Linked DNA regions of Mus musculus: region 2 is linked to region 1. The links are chromatin contacts, found by Hi-C or POLR2A ChIA-PET in ENCODE. All regions are on one chromosome and are shown on one strand. The core of a region is the stretch at or near the end of the contact, and the rest is flanking DNA. Distances in the headings are between cores, read along the strand shown.

The links. A loop is a pair of places that touch in the nucleus more often than their neighbours do. ChIA-PET counts read pairs that join two places held with the same protein, here RNA polymerase II (POLR2A).
Region 2: a loop to region 1 is called in a map of left cerebral cortex, with 2.6 times the contacts of the local background. The contact joins the promoter of Akap5 here to the enhancer-like site in region 1. A Hi-C loop is called at or near these places in 6 of 37 maps with a recorded cell type or tissue (CH12.LX, Patski and left cerebral cortex). POLR2A ChIA-PET finds 5 or more read pairs at or near these places in 3 of 5 experiments (all embryonic stem cell).

The regions. Positions count from the first base shown.
Region 1 is chr12:76,278,305-76,285,685 of GRCm38, reverse strand. Mthfd1 (methylenetetrahydrofolate dehydrogenase (NADP+ dependent), methenyltetrahydrofolate cyclohydrolase, formyltetrahydrofolate synthase) reads right to left here. Exons shown (of 28, transcript NM_138745.2): 3 at 6,223-6,282; 4 at 5,476-5,529; 5 at 5,170-5,306; 6 at 4,957-5,057; 7 at 2,662-2,798; 8 at 1,643-1,754. Among named protein-coding and RNA genes, the nearest start is that of Gm40444, 6.0 kb to the right of the region's middle. Within about 2 kb of position 4,965, at least 1 of the 3 ENCODE cell types and tissues checked has a DNase peak (open chromatin) inside an H3K27ac peak, as active enhancers do; it is left cerebral cortex, where a contact is called at or near this core.
Region 2 is chr12:76,319,289-76,326,534 of GRCm38, reverse strand. It overlaps Akap5 (A kinase (PRKA) anchor protein 5), which reads right to left and starts at 1,644. Exons shown (of 2, transcript NM_001101471.1): 1 at 1,546-1,644. It overlaps Mthfd1 (methylenetetrahydrofolate dehydrogenase (NADP+ dependent), methenyltetrahydrofolate cyclohydrolase, formyltetrahydrofolate synthase), which reads right to left. Exons shown (of 28, transcript NM_138745.2): 28 at 6,715-6,954. It overlaps Gm40443 (a long non-coding RNA gene), which reads left to right and starts at 3,371. Exons shown (of 3, transcript XR_001780628.2): 1 at 3,371-4,103.

The DNA of each region.
Region 1 (7,381 bases), core at 3,716-6,215:
AGCAAATGAGTGATCAATTATGAGCTACTGTCTTAAAAGCGAGGCCGAGTGGGAGGGAGGTTAGAAATGGTGAGAACTTGACAGTGACGAATGCTCCTGGCAGCTCAGTGTCTGCATTTTAAACTTCAGATGGGAAGGGAGAAAAAAAATAATGATCCTTGCTGTAACTGCTTCACCAACTCCCCAGATCTGAGTGCTAGCGTCAGCAGGCAGGATGCTAGACCAGGCAGCGTAGAGACCACTGAGGAAGGAGCTCCTCAGAGCAGAACTCGGAGCCAGAAGAGCACAAGACACACCCAAAATGCTGAGTTCTGTGGGACTGGAGTGAGGGGCAAGAAGGATTTTCAGGAGACAAAGATCATCTCTGGATGAAAGGAAAATCAGATGTGATTTAGGAAGAACTGACATGGAGGAGGGGAACTGAAGAAGCCATCCGAAGTGCAAGTACAGAGAGCAGCGATTCCTGCTGTGGTTCAAGGGGAGAGCACTTGTGTACCATGCACAAGGCTCTGGGTCTGATTCCCACAACTACAAAATGAATGAATGAATGGATGAATGAATGAATAAATGAATTAATGGAGTCCACAACTAGGCCATATTCAGGCACAGAGCCCAAGGCCTGCTATACTGCTCAGTGAATAAGTAGTTACTGCTCCTACATGCAATAAAAAAAAGCATATACATATATATATGTATGTATATATGTATGTGTGTATATATATATATATATATATATATATATATATATATATATATATACACACACACATACATACATGTGGATATTCCTGTACTAACTGTTAAGCACTTGTCACCAATTTAATGACCTAAGTTCACATCTGATAAGAGAAGATTACCAAGCAACTAACAGGCAAAGTAGAGTGGTTAGAAGTTAGAATGTACACAGGTGACAAAAGAGTGGCTCCTGTCCCAAGCCGGAAGAAGTGGGACAGAGAAGGATGGCACAAGACTTCTTCAAGCCACTCTGGATGGCAAACAATTTAAAATTCATTAACCGTCCAGGTGTGTTGGTGCACACCTTTAATCTTAGCACCCTGGAGGCAGAGGCAGGCAGATCTCAGGGAGGTCAGGGCCAACCTGGTCTATATAATGAGTTCCAAGCCAGCAAGAACTATAGCATGACGATGACTCAAAAACAAAGAAACAACCTCACTAATGTCTTAGGAGCTCTCCATGTCATATTTTTGGACCACAGTTGACCTTGAGTAACTGAAACCAGGGAAAGCAAGATCACAGACAAGGAAATCCTACTGTAGTTTATCATAAAATCTCTCCAGTGCCTTCCTTAGAATACAACGGGTATACAAAGGCAGAACAGAAACCAGGAGAGGTCCTGCACACCTGTAGTCCCACATTCAGGAAGCTGGCACAGGACAGTTATGGCTACCGGAAGAGATAACAAACAAGCAAGCAAGCAAACAAACAAATAAGCTATGATACAGCTGCCCCCTCTCCCACTCTCTCTGTACAAAGTCAATTGAGGATTAGCAGAGCAGAGGGGAGCCACACCTCTGACCCCAGGCAGGACAGCACACAGACAACCTCCTCACAGCAGGCTCACTGAGCCCGGGTACTTGACATAAAATGTGCTGCAGTTGGTTCTCTGTCTGGCACCACTCACCTGGAACATAATTGATCCCACAGTCTATGACCACAGCCCCAGGCTTGATCCACTCCCCCTTCACCATCTCAGGCTGGCCTGTGGCAACCACCAGAATGTCTCCTTTATTTACCTAAGGAGGGGAGGGATCTAGACTTCAGAAATTAAATAATCAAAACACGCAAATACACACACATGCATGCATGTACACACACACACACACACACACACAGAGACACAAAAAGGAAAATCATGAGCTGTGATATAACATCTTTAATTATCAGTAACACTTTCAGGGATACTGGGTAAGGCCTCAAATGCAAACCAGAGTTTCTGCTGGCCCAATCCCATGCCATACTCAATCCTACACATGCCAGAAGCCCCCTTCTCTAGGTATTTTCCCTAACAGGAAAGGCAATGAGAACCAGTGAGGGTGAAGAGAGCACAGATTTGGAGCCAAACTTAGGACAACATTCCTAGTGATGGAACCCTCGTTTATGGAAGGCACTTGCTCCCACCATCAACCCAGGACAGTTTGAGAATATTAAAGAGGGGGTACCAGGCCTCCATCTTGTTCTCTGCCCGCAGGACACAGCCATGTGACATTTTGGACTCAGGGATCCAACGTAAGGATCAAGAATAAGCTGCTGAAGCTAAGAATGTAGCTCAGTGGTAAAATTCTGCCTATTCTAAGGAGTTCAACCCCAGTCTAACAATAATAAAACAAAGGACAGCGAGAGATGCCCACTGTTCAACCTCGTCTGGAGTACCTCCATCCAAGGCCAACAACCTGCCCGGGAGACCTGTAAATGGCATAATTCCACTGCTAAACCCTGTCTGTCACAGGGCATGCTGGTGTAGAAAGTGCATGGTCAGAATGTCAGAAAGATCTGGATCAATGCTGGCAAGCTTGTGATTTGAATTTGTCCCTTCCTCTTGGACAATGAGACATGAAGCACAGCACAGTTACTGGGGTTAGAGAGCTAATGTCCCCACGCGTGCACACAGGCTGGACGTCTACGCTACCCTGGATTGCCTACCTCCTTGTCCAGATTGGCAGTCTTGGAGTGGCAGGTGGTCACCGTGGCATTGTTCCACAGAAGGAGGTCATGCATGGGTGCACCAACTATCTTACTTCGACCAACCACCACCGCGTGCCTTCCGGCAATCTGCACCCCTGGAAGAGAAGCCAGCACACATTAGAGATGGAGAAGCAGCTGCCCTCGTTCACACACCACCCAGATGGAAAACAGCAAAAGTGCACAGAAGCAGATCGTCTGCATCCGACAGAAATCTTCCTAAGAACGCTCCTACGCCAAGCACAGCCTCAGCTCCAGCTTCAGCCTGGGACCTGCCCACTGTCCTTCCTACAGTAGGGCTTGGGGTTCCGCTTAGGCCAAGATCTGTTCATTGAGTCATGAGGGAGTGGGAAGAAATCCTACACTCAAAAAAGAAACCTCAACACACAGCTAACAGCCATATGGAAGTAGCTATCAGACTAAACTACGCGGGCAAAACAGTCATGAAAACTACGGCATCTGGAACAGGGTCAGGGCAAAGGAGAGAATCAGATTAGTATCAGTACGACTCCCCAGATTCAGTGAGTTTATTCATACAGTTTCTCATCCAAAGTTCTGTCTGGCTTAGGGCCTGAACACAGGGTTATCTCCCGGGGAGAGATAATAGGAACTGCAAGTGGCTGGAAAGCCTTTCGCTGACTCAGCACCTGCACTCCTGGCACTTTGCCAACATCCCCCCACCCCAGTGCTGAAGACCAAACTCAAGGCCTCACTCACACACGCTATGCCTGGGCTCTTCCATGGAACTGCCCCAGGCTTGTGCTTCTTTTGAGACACTAGCTGGCCTGGATTGCCCTGAACATCCTCTCTAGAGCACAGGCAGGCCTTGAGGTGCTTTTTAGAACTGAAACCTGAATCCTACAGAGGTGACAAGTCTCTCCCTCGCCCTCTGGCCTGTGAGATGCAGCTATGACCGTCTGTCTAACATGAGAAGAGAACAGGGAGAAAGCTGCACAGGGTTACCCCGTTACCAGGAGGGGCCTGAAATGGGCCGCCCAGACAGAAAGGAGCAGAGTGCTCCGAAATACTCTGCCTGGCCACTCTACCCTGGCAAGGCTGAAAAGCTATGAACCCTTGCTTGGGATTTAAACCACACTTTGAAAAAGAACCAACTTCATCAGAAGACCAGCACTTAGAGAATGCTAACACCATGACTACACTAGAATTGAAGTCCTTGAAGTTTGAACGAATTGACAAGTCCATTGCTGGGTTGAATGGATAGGTCAACTACAGAACAACTGACAAGCATGCTGGAGCCCCTGGCTTTCATTCTCAGCACTGCAAATCACCCAATCAATTGACCAATGACAACTTTACTAATTAAGACTCAGCAAAGATTTGAAGCTACCTTAAGGCAACAGTAGCTTGTGGGACACCAGGAAGTCACGGGTGTAATAGCTCATGGGACTCTTTCCTATAAAGCTGTAATAAATATTGGCTAAACACACTGAAGAATATAAATTGTAGTTCTGAACTATCACAGCTGGGTCAAGGCTTCTGGCTTGGCCTTTGCTGGCCAACCACAGACAACTTTCATTACTAACTCTGGCCAAATGCCTCCCTTGAAACTTCTGACCTGCTTCTTTCTAACAGGACTCGTTTCTGTGCAAAAAATAAACTCTGCTAAAAGTATTTATAAGGAAACTAAAATACAAAGGTACTAGCTATGTACTGAAGTAATGTGGGGTGAATGTTCACAAGATCCACTCCAGCCATCTGTCTAGTGTTGGAACCACAGTTGACTTGGGGCTGGTTCCAGGGGCAGGAACCCACAACATTACTCACTTTGTACTGGCAGAATTCTCATTGGCATTTAGGAGTCCCACCCCCAAAATAAATTGCTTTGAATATACACAACCCTGGGTTCAAATCTTGGTTCTGCTATCTCTTAGGAAACAACTCTCTCTGGTCTGTTTGTTTGCTTCTTTTTGCTTTCAGTGCAGGGGGCTGAATCCTTGGTTTTGAGGCAAGTTCTCTTGAAGCCAACAGGAAGGCAAAGCTTCCTAAGAAAGAGCTTTCTAGATACGTGGCAATACAGAGGAAGTGGGTCGTAGTGGTCCTGATTCACAAAGAAGCTCAAGAAAATGCTGCACTGTCTCTCCAGCCCTGTGGAGTGCACATGCTGTAGTTAAGTTTAACTAACAGCTAAGGAAATCGGCGCAGAGCCAGTGTACTTGTGAAAACACCTGCAGTCCCAGGGTTTGGCAGGCAGAGGCGAGTCTTCACGATTTTCCTGCTGGTTTCCCTCACTCTTACCTGCCTCTTTGATGAGTTCCAAGCATCCCTTGGGTGTGCATGGGATGAAGCAGTCATTTAGATCACCTCTGGCGAGCTTCCCAGCACTGACGCTCGTCAACCTAAAACAGTCAAATTAGGAGGAAGGAGTGGAGCCTCTGTCCTCTAGAAACAAACACGCTATGCTTCCAGAATAGAATCATGCTCTAAATAAAGCCAACGGGGAGCACTCACCCATCCACATCCTTCTCGGGTGCAATGGCATTGATGACTGCCTCAGTGTTAATGGAATTCTCTGAATCTAAAGGCAGCTGCACTATGAATCCGTGCACAGAGGCATCCTCGTTCAGGGAGATGACATATTTTAACACCTAAAAGTAGTGCCACAGTTGATTTGTACTAATTAATCACAGACACTGAAAGGAGGAAGGAAAGGCTGTAAAGAAATATTTTCTGTCTGCAAAGTGTATCTCAGCCCCTGAAGTCCCACCAAAGCAAGCAGACAGGGAGACACCTCGCCATGTGCATCCACACGCTCACCTCGGACTCTGTGGATGTTCTTGGTAATTTAATGTGAGTGGCTTTGATCCCAATCTGCAGAAATAAACACAAGAAACAGGGAAATGGTATGAGAACCTGAGATCTGGGCCTGTGTGATGGTTTGTATGTGCTCGGCCCAAGGAGTGGCACTATTTGAAGGTGTGGCCTTGTTGGAGTGGGTGTGTCACTGTGGGTGTGGGCTTTAAGACCCTCATCCTAGCTGCCTGAAAGTCAGTATTCTGCTAGCAGCTTTCAGATGAAGATGTAGAACTCTCAGCTCCTCCTATACCATGACTATCGGGATGCTGCCATGCTCTCTCCTCGATGATAATGGACTGAACTTCTGAACCTGTAAGCCAGCCCCAGTTAAATGTTGTTCTTATAAGAGTTGCCTTGGTCATGGTGTCTGTTCACAGCAGTAAAACCTTAACTAAGACAGCCTGCCTCTCTGAAGGAGTGTGACTGAAGCAATGGAGTATCGGGTGTCATTTTGCCCTGTGTGTGGAGAATCAGCCCTTTTGTCACCATCACATTCAACACCATTCCGCAGCCTCTCACCTGCCTCTCAGGGAAGAAAACCATCAATGAGAACCACACAGGGAGAAATCAGCCGGCTAGGTCACCTGACTCTGCCTTGCCCAATAGTTAAATTAGTTTTGTGGGGAGGGCCACACAGGGCGAAGGGGTTACCAACGGGACCTGGGGAGGTAGTGAGAAGGATGCCAGCATCCCTGTTCTTGGCTTTACCTCTTCAGCAGCCTTCAGCTTCACATTTATATAAAGATTGGAATCATCTCTGTCGCCAACCTGGAATAATAAATACATGCAAATCAGACACTTAGGGAAAGGCAAAGTGTACAGAAAAACTTCTGCAATTTTAGTTTGGATAAAACGAACGTTTGAGCCGAGAACTTTTATGGAAGACAAAGGAGGGTGGGGAAGGGGAAGGCTGGGGTGAATATAAGTGGCTTCACTCTTTACCCTCCAGCTTCGATCAGTGATCCTCTGACAATGCCAAAAGGAAAACCAGGGGCTGGAGGCACCGGCATGAACCTGTAATCTCAAGCTCCCCGGGAGGCTGATGCAGAGCCTGCACTGTAAACAAGGCTATTGACAAGGATAACCCTGGTTACAACAAAAAGGGTATGCAGGTGTTGCCCAGTGCCTGCACTGTAAACAGGGTGAGAATGCTACAGGTTTCCAGAAATGTGGGAGGAGTAATAGATGAGTAATTGGAACTGAGAAATTATCATCAGTCAAAAAGACACTAGAGAGGCAGAAGTTCCCAAAGGCACCGACCACCCAGGGACAATGGAAAAATGCTCACCATCAGCCAGACGGTAGTGAAACCAGTAAGACGGGGCTACTGGGCTAGCTTATCAGAACAGACACCATAGGAGGAGCAAACCAGCGCCCACCTGACGGGTGTCAGTGTGGGAGCCTTTGTACCCTTTGAACCCTGACCCCATCACACTGTACACACTCTTCCTCATGGTCATACTTGTGATTCTTCATTGCATTAAGTTATCTGTAAAAACTTATTTCACAAGTGCCTCCCCATGTGTAGGTCAAGATCTCTCTGCAGTGTTTTGCTTCTCTCCGTTCTGTAGACGGCCAAGCATCCTAAAACCTCTGGCTGGGGCCCAGGAGGAACTCGAATCTTGGAGATTAAGCTGTGCTTTTCGGTCCTGCCTCCTGCATGCTGAGCCTGCAGGACGTCCCCAGCTCTAAGGGAGCTGGTTATGTAATCAATGATAGACTAGATGCAAGAATGTTTAAAGAACATTAGATTCTTGACTGGCAGTCAAGTGGGTGGGCGGTAGACTGGTTCCCCAGAACACATCTTAATCCCAATGATTTATCAAGAATGTTACTTAAGCATTTCATCTGGAGTGGCAATCCCTTC
Region 2 (7,246 bases), core at 395-2,894, 44 kb before region 1:
GCAACAGCGCTCAGATTTAACCCAAGACTGCCTGTTTCTGAACTGCGTTCTTTCACTGCGCCTCGAGGTCCAAGAGAAAGTAAATTGCTTTAAAATGCTAATCTGAGGCTGCTTGTGACCACGCGTGACTGTAATTCCAGCAAGTGGGAGGTGGAGGCAGGAGTCTCAATCAAGGCCATCCACAGAGCTACATAGTAGAGTTGAAGACAGCACCAGCTACGTGAGACCCTGTCTCAGAAAAACATGTAAAACTAAACTGACACATAGCTTAGTGACAGAACATTGGCCTAACGTGCCACAAGATTCTGGGTTTGAGCCCCAGTGCCACCAAAAAAAGTAATAGTCCACAGAATGGCAAGGCTTAAGGAATGAGGACCTGGAATGACTAGCTAACAACAGCTCCGTGCATTTTAGGTGCTGAGCCCTGAGTTAGGCGCAGGGGAGCCTTTCATGCATATTCTTCACAGAGCTTTCACTTGGGTACCAGTTCCCAATTCTCTGTAGAACTGGAACCCTGAAAAACCGTTTTAAGAGCTAAGGCTTTTCTTTTGTTTTTTTAAGGGTAAGTATTGAAAGCTTCATCTTTCTACAAAGAAACATAAAATTCTAGAATGATGGGACCAGTATAACATTTGCAGTCTCTCCTCACACACCCTAGCACTAGAACTAGAACCCAGTCTTAATGGCTTCCACGTCTTCTTTCCCTGAGCCTCCAGCGCTCTAGAGATCATTCCTTCTAAGTGTGTGTATTAATAGAAGAAATATTCAAATGAGATTATATTCCGGAAAGTCTCTGAAACTAACCTAAATGGCCTAGATGGTTGCACGAGAGGTTTCTTTTAATGTACATCACTGTAGAGATCAACACCCCAACAAGTGTAGGCGAGGCAGGGAAAGGATGCAGCCTGCAGGCATTAAAACTTTGCAGAGTGTTAAGACTGCAAATGATTCACCTTTACCTTCGAGAGGACCATTATTGTCTTGGAAACCTTAAAGTCCCTGCTGTCCTTTCCTGGCAGAATCTCCTGTCCAAGACCACAGAAAACAACCACCACCCTTCTCCCCTTGAGCAACAGAGAGCAACCACTATCTGAACAGAGCAAGGAACCCTTCCCAGCACTAGACACGAACCGCGAAGCTTCCTCCTGGAGGAAGGATTCTCCAAGCTTGACGCCCCTATGGCAGGAGACAGAGCTCAGGATAAAGTGCTCAGAAAGGAAAATACCGGGGGCGTGGAATAGATAGCCCAGCTTCAAGCTATCTGCAGAACTATCATAGCCCGGAGCCGAAAATCACAGTTCCCCAGAAAACCCCTAAAGGAAAAGGGTTAGGTAGGCAGCCGGTGCCAAAGCAGCAGCTGCAACTCGTGCGAAGCGAGCGGGCGGCAGAACAGCCCAGGGTCACCCACCTGGAGCCGTCTGAGGATCGGCGACCTTGCAGTCGTGTCCCTCACAATCTGGTGACCAGGACCCGGGGTCTGCCGCCGTTACCAGGGCTCAGTGCACCAGATTCTGACCCAGAGCCTCTAGTCTTGCCTCTACTTACCCAGATCGTCGCGGTCTCTGGCCAGCTCTGCTCCCGAGGTCGAGGAGCACGGGCCCAAACAACGGAGAGCCCCGGAGACCGCGGAGCGCGCAGCCCTCTGCAGAGGGACCGCAGCCGCGCGCCCCCTCCCCAGCGCGGAGAGAGACAGCTGGTCGCGCCAATGCGCGTGGAGCAGTGGGGCGGGGCTAGGGCCGGGGGCGGGGTGAACTCAGCCAGCCACCTGCCAGCCGACTGCCCAGCGGCCTGGGAGAGACCTCCGTGCTCCCGCCCCGGACGCATCACCGCTGCATAAAGACATCAGGACCAGGGTGGAGGGACCACTAAAGCAAAGCAGGAGGACTGCAAGAGGGTAGAAACCCCTCATTTCCTGAGACGCACATCCGTAAAAACCTTGTTTGAATTTATAAGGCTCCCACCGTGAATCCCCCCTGGAACATTAAAGACAAGGTAGAAAGCATATCTACAGATAAAGATTGATGGGAAAGATGGCTCAGCGGTGAACAGCACGTATTTCTCTTCCAGGGGGTTTAAGATCGATCCCCATACACCCACATTAGGCGGCTCACAACCACCTGTAACCAGCCCTAGCTGGATCTTTTGCAAAAACAAAATTAAAAAGCAAGATTCATAACAGTACAGAGACAATAAGGGGCCGGGGGAGGATTTTATTTTATTTATTTTGTCGAGACAGGGTTTGTCTGTGTAGCCTTGCTTGTCCTGGGACTCACTCTGTAGACCAGGCTGGCCTTAAACTCACAGGGATCCACCTGTCTCTGCCTCCAGAGTACTGGGATTAAAGGCCTGTGCCACCATCCACTGGCAGACATTTTATTTGTGTAGCTCTGTACGACCGACCTGAAACTCATTGTGAACCAGCCTGGTATTGAACTCACTGAGATTCACCCACCTCCACCTCAGAAGCTGCACCTGGCTATGGAGAAAATTATATATATATGGTGAGAAACAGAAATAAACTCACTAAACAGAACCTCAACCTGGTACTGGTACAGTCCTCACTCTGGAACAGGAAGGTGTCAGCTCAGGTGGGAACCAGCACAAATATGGCTCTGTGCACACAAAGGTGTGGCCTCCCCAGCTCAGGGCCTGTGGCTTTGGGATGTTTTCAAGCTGAGACCCTGTAAGTCACACACACACTCTGACAGGCTTGTTTCACCATGTCCAAACCTCAGGCTCTGTGCACACCAGGCAAATACCCTTTGCTCCAAATGGGGCTGGAATAGTGAGCACCCTCATCTCCGTCCCCACTTGAGAGGAACAAGGTAAGCAGACCCCAAGGGATGTCCTAAAGGAAACAGTAATCCAGCCGCGGTTCTGATATGAGATGTCACATGGGCCATGTTCTGTGCTCACCTGTCAGCATGGATGTGGTACTCCAGCAGGCCTCAGCCTCCTCCAGGGCTCCTCCTAGCACAGAGCTCGAAAGCCCCAGGGACGCGGAAGAACAAGACCCTGTCCCCTTTCTTAAGTGGACCATGACCTTTGAGAGGTCAATATCAGATGTCCACTTGGGGATGGTTTTTCAAGGAATATATTTTACCTTCCTCAGACTCTCTAGTCTAGATTTACTCCAACCAGACCTGATAAGGAATAAACTCTTAAGGCACAAAACAGACCGGGAGGACCCAGATTCAACTCCCAGCACCCACATGGCAGCTCATAACTGTCTCTGACTTTTTTCCATGGAATATGACTCCCTCACACATGCAGGCAAAACACCAATGTACATAAAAGAAAAATAATTTTAAAAAGAGAGTTCTTGATTTGCAGAGAATCAGAGTTCAATTCCCAGCGCACATTTCAGTTCTCTATAACTGCCTTTAACTCCAGGGGATCCTCTTCTGGCCCCTGTAAGCCCTCTGCGTGCACGCGAGTGCGCACACACACACACACACACACACACTTGCCAGTGTGCGGTTTGGACAGGGTGAAACAAGCCTGTGATCTCAGTACTTAGGAGGTAGAGACAGCAGGATGAGACTTTTCAAAGCCATCCTTGGCTACACAGGGAATCTAAGGCCAGCCTGGACTACATGAGATCCCATCTCAAAAAAAAATCCAAATGAGTTAGCTTTGTTCATCCAGCAAGCACAGATGTGTGAAATGACTTTATACCCGCAAGCCGGTTATATGTTAACCGTTTTTGGTAGTTTTGAACTTGAGACGAGCGGGAAGAAACTCTTAAGCTTTTCCAAATCCAGCAGACCTGGGAGTTGGCGGTCATTTTAGGAGAGGAAGCTCATGCAGATGATTGATGGGGTAACCTGGCTATGATGGGGTAACCTGGCTATCTTAGTAGAAACCACTTGGAGCCAGGTGTAGTAGCTCAATCCCAGGACTTGAGTAGCTAAAGCAGAAGGACCATACATCCCTAGCCAGGCTGCGCTACATCGCAAGACCCACTTGAAAAGAAGAGAAAGCATCGGACAATGAGAGATGCAGGCTGAAAGAGCAGCAGTGAAGAGCATCTTAGAAACTCAAGTGCAGCTCGCCTGCACCGGCTTTGGCCTTAGAAGAATGGGAGCTGACTATAGTCTAAGGTAAGAGGTGGATTATCTCATGCTCTAGGGGAAAATAAGACTTATATGATCAACAACTTATCTGGCATCTTTCTCTCATCCATACACAATGCACCCAGGAAAGAGAATGAGCCGGGGGGAGGGGACGCATATTACTATAAATAAGAATCTGCATTTTGGCTTTTCTTTAGGATATGGCTAGAACTTGAGGCCAGATGTTTGAACAATGTACTGCATGCACAAGAGGAAGAAACCTGTCACTCCTAAACACACTCAAGTGACAGGGCCGCTGAAGCTATTACTGTATTATTGCCTACTACTCCGTCTGAGTTATATAATTAGGAAATGAGCTATAAATACCTCTCCAATCTGATAGAGAACTATCCTCCTCACAGCTTATCTTATTAATGTCACAGATAGAGCGTGCCAGTAAAATAGCCTACGTATGTATCTGAGCTGACTACACCGTCTCTTCCATCCTGGTCCCCATCCTCAGTCGAGGCTTTTAGCTACAAACATGGTCTCGACTCCTCGTTAACAGTTCTTATGTCCTTGAGTCTTCCTCAGAATAAGCCTTCCGCAGCACCTTTCTCTGGCACACCATCTACTGAACCTGTGGCCCCCAGGTCCTTGGTGTTTTGATCTATTTGTGGGCACCAGGAAAGCTGCAGTGAGCCGAGTGCCTTGCTTCTCAGTACATACATTCCACTGTCACCCTTAAATTATGTCTATATGAATCTTCCATGCACAGCATTGGGGGTGCGACAACCAGGAGGCACAACTTCCTTATCAGGGATCCTACCAATAAGGAGAGAGGAGGGCCAGCATGGGAACCCTTGGAACTGGAGGGACGGTGCCAGCCCCAGACTGAAGGGATGATGGGACTTGGGCTGGTGACACCGACAGATCCCCAGTGCACTGACTCTTCTTGGCCGTAGTTATCTTATGCCCTTTTTTCACTGTGGAAATAGCCTCTGCAAGCTTGTACTTGTGACGCCTTTGAGCAAAGATTCCTGCCCATGAGGACTGCTCAGCAGCCACTCTGACCTCATTTCAAGCACCTTGGTTACCTCTTCCTTCTGAAGGCAGGGAATGGACCCAGCTTGGTAGGCACTGCCTTCTAGGAACTGCTGAGAGGCAGCAGAGAGCAGAGGTTTTGGAATAAGGTGACAGCAGGCACCAGCCCTGGAAACCTGAAATGCCTTTCTGTAACATGAGGCTATAAACCTAATTGATTACAATTCACCTACACGCTGCTAGCAGGTGTCAGCTCCTGTTACGAAGCTGGCAACTTCCTTCTGAGCAGTTTCATTGGCAGGAGTTAGCTGTGTGGATGCTTGCACAGAAGTTGCAACGGCACATGAGAATTTCCCATGTGATTTATTTGTGATTGTTTTTGTGATTGTGTGTGTGTAGCTATTGATCAAACACAGGGTCTTACACAGGGCTGGAGGGATGACTCAGTAGTTAAGAGTGCTTGCTGCTCTGTTGTGTAGACTGCAGTTAGGACCCATGTCAGGTGGCTTATAGATGCCTGGAAGTTGAGCCCTCCTTTGCCATTCTCCACCATTGTTTATTTGGACCCATGGGCCTAAGTGTTAACAATGTTGAAGATGCCTGGGGAAGCAGCTCTATCCACAGCAGCAAGGTTTAGCTTTGGTACCAGTGCGGGGCAGAATCTGGAAAGAGCCAATGCAGAAAGACAGGAACAACAGAAGACACAGGATAAGAGACGCGAGGACATTCTAGAAACTTCAAACAAAAACTCACAAGACCATTCTGTATAGAGAGGTAGAGCCCAGGTTCTCAGTGGCAGTCTAGCAAACATTTGCTAAGCCAGTGGAGCAGAAACGGCCCACCCAAAGGAATGTGGCATCCTTGAGGACCTGAAATGGATTCAGCATAGAAGTCTTTTGCCAGAACGGAGAATTAAAATGTGGTACATACAGAAAATGGAATTGTATCCAGCCATGAAAGAAAATGAAATTATGAAAATGGATCATTAAATTAAGTGAGGTATCCTATGCTCAGAAGGCAAAGGTAGCTTTCTCTGCTGCATGCAGAGTCTAGCCTCTAACTGTTAAACAGGTAATCCAGGTGGGAGGAAACGGGAACAAAAGCCAGGAAGCTAGCAAGGGGCCCATGGGAGATGGGTAGTGATGAGAATGGCAAGATAGAAGGGGGCAAAGAAGGGTTGGGGGAAAACCAATCCAAACAAGTCACGCGCGCGCGCGTGCGCACACACACACACTCACACACACACACACACACACACACACACACACACACACACACACGCACACACCAGTAACAAAAACCAATAGCACTAAGGCAGTGATTCAAATGGGAATCCCAAATATGCCAAGCAGCAGGCCCTCTGTGGAGGAGCTCAGTCAGACAGGAAGGTAAGAAACAGGAAAGCAAGTCTTCCATACCCTACTTCTACCCTCACCCCCTTCAGGTCTCCCCAGTTATGTGTCTTCATAGAGACAGGTACATAAGCCAGCATCCCTGCCACCTCAGACAGATCAGAAGTGCCTCCTGCAGCTCGCTTCTTTAGCCCCCCCCAACGTCCACTGGATGGATGGCTGCCATCCTACTATTCTACCTAGGTCTATCAACGGCACAGTTTATGTTTCAACACCAAGGTAGCAAAATTATTTCATTTATTCTGGACCTTCACTATGTAAATAGACATGATTTATGTTAATTTATACATGACATGAATTAAGGCTATGAAAGGCTTTAGGGAAACTCCCACTATTTCTGAAGCTCTTCAGGGCGGGGACAGACTTCCAAGACTTCTGCACACTTCTTCAGTGGGCCTGAACAGACACTGGCCGGACAGAGTGGCCTCTTGGAGATGGAAGATCTGGAAAGAAAAGCAGAATGAATGAATGGATGGATGGATGGGTGAACGGACAGATGAATGAATGAGCATTTTCTCCAAGCATAGCAGCTTCCTCTTTCCTTCCACATTTCATCATTTTCCAGCTACATCTTAAAGCTGTTCACACTCATACCCTTTCCCTCTGGGTGAGTCTTCCAGGGCCTGTCCACATATGAACTTGAAGACAACCCAGAGCCTGGTGGTTGTGTGACTTCCAGACTGAGCAGGGAGCCAGGGACATGTCCTTCGCTCACTGACCCTGTGCAGAAAGCGC